Linked DNA regions of Homo sapiens: region 2 is linked to region 1. A link is a loop called in an ENCODE intact Hi-C map of the cell type or tissue named here. Cell type or tissue: GM12878. All regions are shown on one strand. Each heading gives the region's core, and the rest is flanking DNA. Links, peaks and the distances in the headings are about the cores only.

Region 1 (2,928 bases), core at 166-2,665:
CAGCCTCCTGAGTAGTAGCTGGGATTACAGGTGTGTGCCACCATGCCCGGCTAATTTTTGTATGTTTAGTAGAGATGGGGTTTTGCCTTGTTTGCCAGGCTGGTCTCGAACTCCTGGCCTCAAGAAATCCACCCACCTTGGCCTCCCAAGGTGCTGGGATTACATACATGAGCCACCGTGCCCGACTATACTTTGCTTTTTTATTAAAACATGTTCAAGTCCTTGATCTATCTGGAATTTAGCTTTGTATATGGCTTGAAAGGGAATTAATATTATTTATCTTAATCAATGGCCTGATGTCATAAACAATTCATTTTATATTATATACTGATGTTGTTTAAATAAGTGTGAGTGTGAGTGTGAGTGTGTGTGTATGTGTGTATACAAAGTCTATCTCTACATTTTCTAGTCTGTTCCTTTGACTTATTGCCTGTTCCTAAACCAGTGCCATGCTGTTCGGTTTTATGTCTAGTAGAACAAATTCCCTCTCCTTGCAGTATCTTTTATAACACAAAAATCTCACAAATAAATAAATAAAACTTGCATCCAAATATGCTAAATGACTTGCTCGTATATCATTTAGAGATACAATTCAGAGAATAATCTCAGTTTTCTGAGTTCAGTCATTTATTTGTTCTATTTAACAGATTTTTATTGAACATCTACTATATAACAGAGTCTGTTCCAGCTTCTAAGGATCCAGTAGTGAAGGAAATACAAAAATCTATGCCCTCATGGAGCAAACACATATTCAACATTATTATTCATTTTTAAATAGCTACATCTCTGCTAAATTTTCCAGTTTTTGAAAAATAAATTTTAGTTATTAATTCAGCATAATTAGAAGAGTTGAAATTTTACACTTCATATCTCACAGTTTATTTTTCTTACACATATATTTTTTATTTTATTTATTTATTTTGAGATGAGTCTCGCTCTGTTGCTCAGGCTGGAGTGCAGTGGTACAATCTCAGCTCACTGAAAACTCCACCTCCTGGGTTCAAACAATTCTCCTGCCTCAGCCTCCTGAGTAGCTGGGACTACAGGCGCACGCCACCACACACAGCTAATTTTTGTACGTTTCGTAGAGAAAGGGTTTCACCATGTTGGCCAGGCTAGTCTTGAACTCTTGACCTCAGGTGATCCACCTGTCTCAGCCTCCCAAAGTGCTGGGATTATAGGCATGAGCCACCGTCCCTGGCCACATTTTTTTTTTTAAACTCTACAGTTTCACTTCTCTTTTTTTTATGCAAAGTAGTCTCTTCTCTACATCCATGGTTGATTTCTAAAAACCCCTTTGCAGGAGAATTCCCTGTCAAGAGCGTAAGACTTTATGAAGCAAATTAGGAAAATTGAGGCCACTATTAAACTACAAAGAATACATATTTTCCTTAGCCATTTGTTCAAATAGGACAATACATCTGGCACATATTATGTATCTAAAATTAGTAATAAATTCCCATTCACCACTTCTTGCTTTGGGATAACTTTCTAGAACTTCTCTTTTATGAAGTTTCAGCAAGACACATGATTATTTTATAACACGTGATATTCATGATGAGTCTTTTTTCCCCTTTTAGTTCTGGTTGCTACATTTCTTATTTTATGACTTAAAGTTAAATTACTTACACTCTCTACACCCGAAATGATCCCAAGGGAACTGAGTAACTTGAGAGAAGTTAAATATAATTACATGTTTGGACTCTAGAGTTATACAGATCTGCTTCAGACTTAGCTCCCCTACAGAAGATGTGACTTGGACAAGCAAGGTAACCTCTCTAAGTTAGGTTTCTCCATCCATAAATTGGTAAGAATAATATGTACCTGCCTCATAGGATTGTTGAGAAAATTAAGTGAGGTACAATGTGTAAAATTAATATCTCAGTGCTTGGCACATAATCCATGTTAAATAAGTGTTAGCCAATGTTATTATTGAGATGTTTGTTAAGACCATTTCACTACAAAGAACAGCGGTTCATCTGGGTGATGGGAGCAGGGGTATCGTGACGGTATTTATGGAAATAAGGACTTTAAGGACCTTCTGGCATATCAAGAAAAGCTGTCGAGCTGGGCCTCTTGGACTCTGGAAGTCACTCAGGAACTAGAAGCATCCAGTGGAAGAGTCACCAATCTGAGTCATCTTCTTGCTGCCTTGGCAAGTTCAGGGATCCCATAAATGCAGTGACTCAGCATCCCTCCAACTGTACTGCTACCATTCCCATTTCTACTAATTTTTCAACTCTCCTATAAATACCGTTTGATTTTGGCTTACCTATAGCTTCTGCTTGTTCATAACTGCTCACTCCTCCTTTCTGATAACTCAAAACTTCAACTTATTCACAATTTGTCAGTTCCACATGAAATTTCTAGGCAATAATGTCTGTTTGACTCAGTAGTATCCCTATTGAAGCAGAGGTTCTATATGCTAAACCTCCTCGTGGGCCATAAACCCATAGAAAAACTGATGGCCTTTGGATCATGAGCACATTCCTGATTCTAGTCAGCTGAGCTGGGAGAACTGGGGGCTGAGGGGTTCTGGAAGCGGGGCAGAGAACGTGGCATAGAACATGGCCACCTTCTTAGTAGGACCTGTAGGCTCTGCAGTTACCCCCAGAAGTGGGCTGTGTGGTGACTGGCTTGTCTGTAAACTACACTTTGGGTAAATTATATCTCATCTATTCAACATAGCCAAAAAGAAATGTCTCACTCCTCCTCCATTGACAGTTTTTATTACTTTGGTTGGTTGATTTTAAAGGGCAGTAACCTAACTTGAACTAACTTAGACACAAAGAGGAATTTATTGGCTCACAGGATCCAGGAAAGGTTTAAAAAGTTGATGTCCAAGTCCAGTCTTCCCATATAACTTTGTTTCTTATTTTATTTTTATTTTTATTTTTTGAGATGGAGTCTTGCTCTGTCGCCCAGGCT
Region 2 (2,928 bases), core at 114-2,613, 68 kb after region 1:
TTTTATTTCTTTTAATCTTAAAAGTGATAGCATTTAATTGTCTAAAGGAAAATGGTGGAGAATACCAGAGGGACTGGAAAGGAAGAAGTTTTTTTGGGAGGGGTAAAATAGCTGTAGATTTCTTTTAGTAGAAAAATGTTTATATATATTGAATACTAATTCTAATAATAACTTATAGAGAGCTACAAGGTTTTCAAAATTGTTTCAGAGAACATTATACAAGTTGATGGTCCTAACAGTGCTGTGTGATAGGTGAAACAGAGATTGTAGCCTTTATTATATAGATGATAAAACTGAGGCATAGACTGGGCACAGTGGCTCACACCTGTAATCCCAGCACTTTGGGAGGCCGAGGCCAGTGGATCGCCTGAGGTCAGGAGTACAAGACCAGCCTGACCAATATGGTGAAACCCCATCTCTACTAAAAATACAAAAATTAGCAGAGCATGGTGGCATGCGCCTGTAGTCCCAGCTATTCGGGAGGCTGAGGCAGGAGAATCGCTTGAAGCCAGTAGGCGGAGGTTGCAGTGAGCCGAGATTGTGCCACTGCACTCCAGCCTGGGTGACAGACGAAGACTCCGTCTCAAAAACACAAGACAAAACAACAAAAAAACTGAGGCATAGAAAGAGTAAATGTCTTCCTCCAGGTCACATGGCTAATTCATCTAATACATTCTCTAGTTTTCCTACTTTAGCATCCTGTGGAAGGATCGTGGGAAGGAGATGCTTCCAGATAGGGCTTTCATAGTGTTGAGATGGGAACGGGAGTTGCTACACTTAAACATGGCACCAATGTCACTTCATTTGTCTTCTCCCCAAGCAGTTTTTCCTCTAAATCACCATATGTTTGTTAAACGGGGCTGGAACCTCCCCACCTACTGTTTAGGATTTCCTTTCACTACAGTGTAACATAAAGTGTTGGCATCAAATCCAGAGACTGTGTGGATTTGAAATCCTCCATAAGGTACAACAATACCAATGTGGTAGTTATGGGCATTTGGTCACATAGTTAGTAATGTAAGTGTTAGTGGCCTGGCCTGTCTATTTTTATGCATAAAGAGAGATCAGCAAGAATCAGATTATCTAGAGTGGCACATTGTTCAACAATAGACACAGTGAACATGAAAATAAGTGGTTACCCAGAGTTTAGGGAAACTGAAAGTGCTGCATGCCTTTTACGCATTCAGATGTCATGCAATTCTTGTTTTCATTTAGTTATTCATTTGAGTTGTGCCTGGATTAGAGATACCGTAAGTGGCAAGTCTACCAGAGTGGAAAAAAATTCAGTCATGGTATCATGCCTTAAGGAAAAATGTGGTTATTAAAGCATGTTAATTTTTAACTGAAAAATAGCTGACTCTTTTCCTGGAAGGATGTGAGCAATGCAACTATTTAAAAGTAAACTTTTTAAGCCACATAACCAGCACCCAGTTGAGGCTTGTGTTGTATTAGGTACTGAAAGCATTTTATGGAACTCTAAAATTACTAACAATATATCAAATACAAAGCATCTGTAAATTCAAACCATATATATAATTGCATACTAGTAATTTAAGGAAATGAAACTTTCTCCCTCAAATTCTTACTACCATAGTAGTAATTTATTCAGGCTCTCTAAATGTTCAATAACAGTAAAGATATATACCAAATTCATGGCATCAGAGGTGTTTCTGGTGGCCTTGTCTTTCACATTACATAGCTTTTGGGGGAAAAACTCTTTATTTTTTTTGAAATTTCTTTGTTGTTGTTGTTGTTTTTGTTTTAGACGGAGTTTTGCTTTGTCACCAGGTGGGAGTGCAGTGGCATGATCTCGGCTCACTGCAACCTCCACCTCCTGGGTTCAAGCAATTCTCCTGTCTCAGCCTCCTGAGTAGCTGTGACTCCAGGCATGTGCCACCATGCCCAGCTAATTTTTTTTTTTTTTTTTTTTACTTTAGTAGAGACGGGGTTTCACCATGTTGGCCAGGATGGTATCTACCTCCTGACCTTGTGATCCGCCCACCTTGGCTTCCCAAAGCGCTGGGATTACAGGTGTGAGCCACCGTGTCCAGCTCTGAAATCTCTTTTAATGAAAAATTTCAAGCATACATAAAAGTAGAATAATATAATGAACTCCGCATATACCTATCATCCAGCTCCAACTATGTTAAATTCTTGGCTAATCCTTTTTCATCTATACTCCATCCCCTTACTACCCCAAATATTTTAAAGGAAATCTCAGACCACATATTTTTCTTCTATAAATACTTTAGTTAGTATACACCTCTAAAAGATAAAAGAATCTTTTAAAAATATAAGCATGGTGGTAGATTATAGATGGTCTTACATGTTTTTTACTTCTCCTCTTGAGAGGGGAAGTCTAATTCCCCTCATCTTCAATCTCAGCTGGTCATAGAGACTTGCTTGATCAGTAGAATGTGGCAGAAGTATTATTTAAGCACTTCTGAAGTTAAGTCTTAAGAAGCTTTGAAGCTGCCATCTGGACCTCTTGGGATACATCCTTTGAGAACTCTAAGCTTCCATATAAGAAATCTGAAAACCCTGAAACGCTGATGAGATCACAGGTCAGTGCTCTAGTATAAAGTCTCAGTTGAGGTTAGCCTTCCAGTCTTCCTTTCCAAGGCACCAGACATGTAAGTCAAATCATCTTAGACCTTTTAGATCTGCCCATCTGCCAAGTGAGTACCATGATGAAGCAGAAAAACCATCCAGCTGAACCCTATTCAAAATTCCTGGCTCGCAAAGTTGTAAGATGTAATAAAATGGTCGTTGCTTTAAGCCACTGTTACGCTGCAACAGATAAAATGGAACAACCACAGAACCATTAGCACTCCTAAAATAATTAGCAATAATTCCCTAAAATATCAAATATCCATTGTTCAAATCACAACTAATCTTTTGGAATAATTTTATTATTATTACTATTTT

Evidence for each region. A loop is a pair of places that touch in the nucleus more often than their neighbours do. Peaks named below come from ENCODE experiments on the same cell type or tissue, not always from the same donor. Only the 100,000 strongest peaks of a DNase experiment are listed, where the experiment ranks them.
Region 2: it touches region 1 in a loop (2.1-fold over the local background); 3 of 110 quality-filtered maps call a loop at or near these places.

The regions. Positions count from the first base shown.
Region 1 is chr2:113,858,174-113,861,101 of GRCh38, reverse strand. The region is part of intron 2 of ACTR3-AS1 (ACTR3 antisense RNA 1); the gene reads left to right. Among named protein-coding and RNA genes, the nearest start is that of ACTR3, 30 kb to the left of the region's middle. In GM12878, for the core only: no CTCF peak of the experiment used is centred there; a DNase peak (open chromatin) is centred at 1,281; H3K27ac peaks cover 350 bases.
Region 2 is chr2:113,790,374-113,793,301 of GRCh38, reverse strand. No RefSeq gene overlaps it. Among named protein-coding and RNA genes, the nearest start is that of SLC35F5, 35 kb to the right of the region's middle. In GM12878, for the core only: no CTCF peak of the experiment used is centred there; a DNase peak (open chromatin) is centred at 1,151.